2 separate regions of the Homo sapiens genome follow, and region 2 is linked to region 1. A link is a loop called in an ENCODE intact Hi-C map of the cell type or tissue named here. Cell type or tissue: PC-9. All regions are shown on one strand.

Evidence for each region. Peaks named below come from ENCODE experiments on the same cell type or tissue, not always from the same donor. Only the 100,000 strongest peaks of a DNase experiment are listed, where the experiment ranks them.
Region 2: a loop joins it to region 1, with 12 times the contacts of the local background. A loop is called at or near these places in 13 of 110 quality-filtered maps.

What each region holds. Positions count from the first base shown.
Region 1 is chr22:37,537,874-37,540,373 of GRCh38, reverse strand. No RefSeq gene overlaps it. Among named protein-coding and RNA genes, the nearest start is that of CARD10, 20 kb to the right of the region's middle. RefSeq lists a silencer at 1,301-1,490 and enhancers at 1,109-1,608, 1,609-2,110, 2,217-2,426. In PC-9, CTCF peaks have their summits at 1,139 and 1,338 (motif pointing left); a DNase peak (open chromatin) is centred at 1,363; H3K27ac peaks cover 473 bases.
Region 2 is chr22:37,862,214-37,864,713 of GRCh38, reverse strand. It overlaps EIF3L (eukaryotic translation initiation factor 3 subunit L), which reads right to left. Exons shown (of 13, transcript NM_016091.4): 6 at 1,676-1,745; 7 at 1,369-1,442. Among named protein-coding and RNA genes, the nearest start is that of EIF3L, 14 kb to the right of the region's middle. RefSeq lists an enhancer at 1,665-2,164. In PC-9, CTCF peaks have their summits at 845 and 1,047 (motif pointing right); a DNase peak (open chromatin) is centred at 1,003; H3K27ac peaks cover 491 bases.

The DNA of each region.
Region 1 (2,500 bases):
CCTTGGGCACAATCCTGTAGGCTATTAGGAGTGGGAGTCAGTGAACCGAGTGGCAGGAAGAAAATTTAAACATCTCTATTAGTTTCCTGTGGCAGCTGTAACAAATGACCACAATCTTGGTGGCTTAAAACAATAAAAATTTATTCTCTCCACGCCAGGTGCAGGGCTCTCGCCTGTGATCCCAGCACTTTGGGAAGCCAACGCAGGAGGATCGCTTGAGCCCAGTAGTTCGAGACCAGCTTGGGCAACATAGTGAGACCCTCATCTCTACAAAAAACTTTAAAAAATTAGCTGGACATGGTGGTGTGAGCTGGGAGTCCCAGCCACTTGGGAGGCTGAGGTGGGAGAATCGCTTGAGCCCAGGAGGTCAAGGCTGCAGTGAGCTATGATCACACCACTGCACTCCAGCCTGGGCAATAGAGCAAGACCCTGTCACTGAAAAACAAACAAACAAAAATGATTAGTTCTGGAATCCAGAAGTCTGAAATCAAGGTGTTGGAGGGGCCCCGCTCCCTCTGAAGGTGCTAGGGGAGAATCCTTCCTTGCCTCTTCCCGCTTCTGGTGGCTCCAGGTGTCCTTGCCTTATGGCAGCCTCGCTCCTGCCTCTGCCGACATTTCCGTGTAGCTCCCTCTGTGTCAGCATCTTCTCTTCTTGTAAGGACACTTGTCAGTGGATTTGGCCCCCCACGGATAATCCAGGACGATCTCATCTTGAGATCCTTACTTTTTTTTTTTTTTAAGATGGAGTTTCGTTCTTGTCACCCAGGCTGGCGTGCAATGGTGCAATCTGGTCTCACTGCAACCCTCTCCTCCCGGGTTCAAGCGATTCTCCTGCCTCAGCCTCCCAAGTAGCTGGAATTACAGGCATCCGCCACTACGCCTGGCTAATTTTTTATTTATATTTTTAGTAGAGAGGGGGTTTCGCTGTGTTGGTCAAGCTTGTCTTGAGCTCCTGACCTCAGGTGATCCGCCAGCCTCAGCCTCCCAAAGTGCTGGGATTACAGGAGTGAGCCACCGCGCCCGGCCGAGATTCTTATCTTCATTACATTCGCAAAGACTCTTTTTTCAAATAAGACTGTATTCCCTGGTCCCAGGTGGACGTGTCTTTTGCAGGGGGGCCACCAGTCAACCCACTGCAAAATCCCCAGGCAGTGCCCTCTCCCACGTTCCTCTCCTCCTTGGGGCTCCCAGCCCCTCCAATCCAGCCTCCTTGAGTAGGAACTGTGTGGTCCTCATTCACTTTTCCACCCCTAGGGCCCAGAGTGGGCAGTGTGTTTGCAAATATAACTCCGTTCCTCTCTTCTTCCCTCCCTCCCTCCAGTAACCGATGCCACCAGAGGCTAGAACTGGTGCTGCACCTGTGGGACGAGGGCGCCACCGTGTGTCCAGCTTGGAGCAGTGTGGTCACAGGCTTGAGCCCAGCCCCTGCCCTGCTGACAGCCACTTACAGAGCGCCTGCCCCACCAGTCACTCCACCCACATCAGCCCTCTTCTTCATGGCCGCAGTATAAAGAGGGAATTACTATCCAGTTTTTCAGATAAGGAGACTGAGGCTGAGACCTTGCTAACGTCACCCAGCCTTCAGCTGCCGCCAACTCCAAAGCCACACCCACGCCATGCTGTGGACCAAAACTAGACCTGTGCGTGGGTCTGGGCGTGAGCCTTCAGACTTCTCAGGGTGTCCTGCTATTGGGAAGCTGACGCAGGAGGATTGCTTGAGCCCAGTAGTTCGAGACCAGCTTGGGCAACATAGTGAGACCCTCATCTCTACACCTCTTCTGTAAAGGGGGGAAGGTGCCAAGGACCGCCCTTGCCAGGTGGCCCCTTCCCCGTCTCTGGCCCTGAGAGAGACCTGCAGACCCCTGAGGCCTGTGGGTCTTGGGGGAATGAATTTTTGGGGAATACAATTCTGAGTACTTTCCAAACATTAGTCTTTTTGAATATTTTGGTGTTCATTGTTTTTCTCTAAACATTTGCATATGTGTGAACTATTTAGTGATTTAAAAAATATACTTAACTGGGTTAAAACTTTACGTAGGGCTGAGTGCAGTGGCTCACGCCTGTAATCCCAGCCCTTTGGGAAGCCACGGTGGGCGGATCACTTGAGGTCAGGAGTTTGAGACCAGCCTGGCCAATATGGTGAAACCCTGTCTCTACTAAAAATACAAAAATTAGCCGGCTGTGGTGGTGCATGCCTGTAATCCCAGCTACTCGGGAGGCTGAGGCAGGAGAATTGCTTGAACCGGGGAGGTGGAGGTTGCAGTGAGCCAAGATTGTGCCACTGCACTTCAGCCTGGGCGATGGAGTGAGACTCTGTCTCAAAAAACAAAAGAAAACGAAACCAACTTTATGTAGGCCTCCAGTTCCCCTCTAAAAGACAACAGCTGGCTGGGCGCAGTGGCTCACGCCTGTAATCCCAGTACTTTGGGGAAGCCAAGGCAGGAGGTTCACTTGAGGCCAGGGCTTCGAGACCAGCCTGGGCAACATAGTGAGACCCTGT
Region 2 (2,500 bases), 320 kb before region 1:
TACAAAAATTAGCTGGGCGTGGTGGTGGGCACCTGTAATCCCAGCTACTGGGGAGGCTGAGACAAGAGAATCGCTTGAACCCGGGAGGCAGAGGTTGCAGTGAGCCGGGATAATGCCACTGCACTCCAGCCTGGGTAACAGAGTCAGACTCCATCTCCAAAAAAAAAAAAAAAGCCAGTAAACAGCAACAGCAAAACCTGGACTTTTACCCCCAGGCTACACAGCTGCTGTACTTTATTTGCATTTGGCACAGTTCTCATTCGACCTTGAACAGCAACTCCTGAGGTAGGTGATATTCTTGTTGTGATGAAAATGTTCTATTGTATTCTGATCGAGCATACACTTAAGTAACCACCACCACAATCAAGATATAGATGGCTAGGCATGGTGGCTCACTTTGGGAGGCCAAGTCAAGAGGCTCACTTGAGGCCAGGAGTTCAACACCAGCATGGGCAACACAGCAAGACCCTCGTCTCTACAGTAATATAAATATCCACGTAAGTTGGTGTGGGCCTTGTAGTGGCAGCTACTCAGGTGGCTGAGGTGGGAAAATCACTTGAACCCAGGAGTTCTAGGCTGCAGTAAGCTATTATCACTGCACTCTAGCCTGAGCAACAGAGTGAGACCCTGACTCTTTCTTTTTTTTTTTTGAGATGGAGTCTTGCACTGTTACCAGGCTGGAGTGCAGTGGCACGATCTTGGCTCACTGCAAGCTCCGCCTCCTAGGTTCACGCCATTCTCCTGCCTCAGCCTACTGAGTAGCTGGGACTACAGGCGCCTGCCACCACGCCCGGCTAATTTTTTGTACTTTCAGTAGAGACGGGGTTTCACCGTGTTAGCCAGGATGGTCTTGATCTCCTGACCTCGTGATCTGCCCGCCTCTGCCTCCCAAAGTGCTAGGATTACAGGCGTGAGTCACCGCGCCCGGCCTGACCCTGACTCTTAAAAAAAAAAAGATAATAGAACATTTCCATTGTGTGGGTAAAGAAAGTGAGGCTCTGAGTTTAAATAGCACATCACTGTTACAGAGCTACCAGCAGGTGGCAGCACCCAAGTTAGAATCCACTTCCACCTCGCTCCAAAGCCTGTGAAGCCTGTGTTCTTACCACCAGACCACCTAACAAGGTCTAGTAAGAGCTTGATGAAGGTCAGGAGCTGAACTTATCCGACTTCCAGCTTCCTATCTGGAGTGCTTAGGCTTCCCTGCCTCTTCCGAAAGCCAGCTGAAACTGGAGTCTACTGCCATGGGGTATTTTACACTACAATGGGGATATTTTTACACCCTGCAGCTTTTTTACACAAACAATAGTAACAGCTATTCCTGGCATGGACCAGTTATTTCAAATTAGGCTGAAGCTGACCAGATACCTGGTAGATGAACTCATCGATAATATCCCAGAGCCACTGGTTGGGTAGTTCAAGGGGAGCAGGACCATCGGCATCTGTGCAGGAGATCACAGAAAAGTCAGATTCAAAGCAATGACTCTGCCCATTCTGTAGGCTGCAGAATGCTTTGTAATTTCTCTCTTAAAAGGACCATGAATCACAAGACCTCCCCTCTTCCCACCTACACATTAAGATCCTGCTAATTTAAAAAAAAAAAAAAAAAAGCTGGAGGCCAATGCTGAACCTCATCATAACCACACACACCCTCTTGGCCAAATCTCAGACTCACTAAGAATGTAGTTGAAGAGATTGCAGTAGTTGTAATAGGATTCAAACCTCTGCTCCAAGGAAGGTCCCCCCTGTAAAGAAAACAAGAGATATCAAGATACAGATATTTAATTTTAATGTGTTTTACCCATGGTATACTGTGACAGCTGTGAACAAATACAAGAGAATTGGTATCTGTCCTCTCTTTCTTACTATGTAAATATGCAAGTGAGAGGGAAGATAGAAAGTCCTATAGCAGCTGACGCACTGAATACTGCAACACGTGGTTAGGTTCTACAGCAACAGACCTTAAATGACCCTCAGAGCAGGGATGATGATCTGGCAAAGCAGAGAGAAGGAAAAGTGTTTCAGAAAAAAACCACACTAGCAAAGGCGAAGAAGTTAAATCGTGGCACTTGAAGGCTAGGGAGTTAAGAGAAGATAATGCTGCACCGGGCATCACTAGACTACGGGCCAGGAATGTTGCAGTCTTCCAACGCCAAACAAGCATCTAGGTCAGGGGGCCTGCAAATCTATTCCGCCACCTGTTTTGTAAATAAAGAAGTTTTACTGGAACACAGCCATGCCCACTCATTACATATTGTTGATAACTGCCACAAAGACATAGCTGAACAGATCTGACAGAAACCATCATGGCCCTCGAGACTAAAATACTTATTATCTGACCCTCCACAGAGAAGGTGGCTGACCCCTGGTCTGGTCTTTATGTTGCTTGCATCTGAGAACCACTGATAGTTTCTGAGCTGGGGAACCATACCATGAGCAATGTATTTGTGATGGAGAAGAAACACAACTTTGGAGTCAGTCCCACCTCTTATTAACTGTG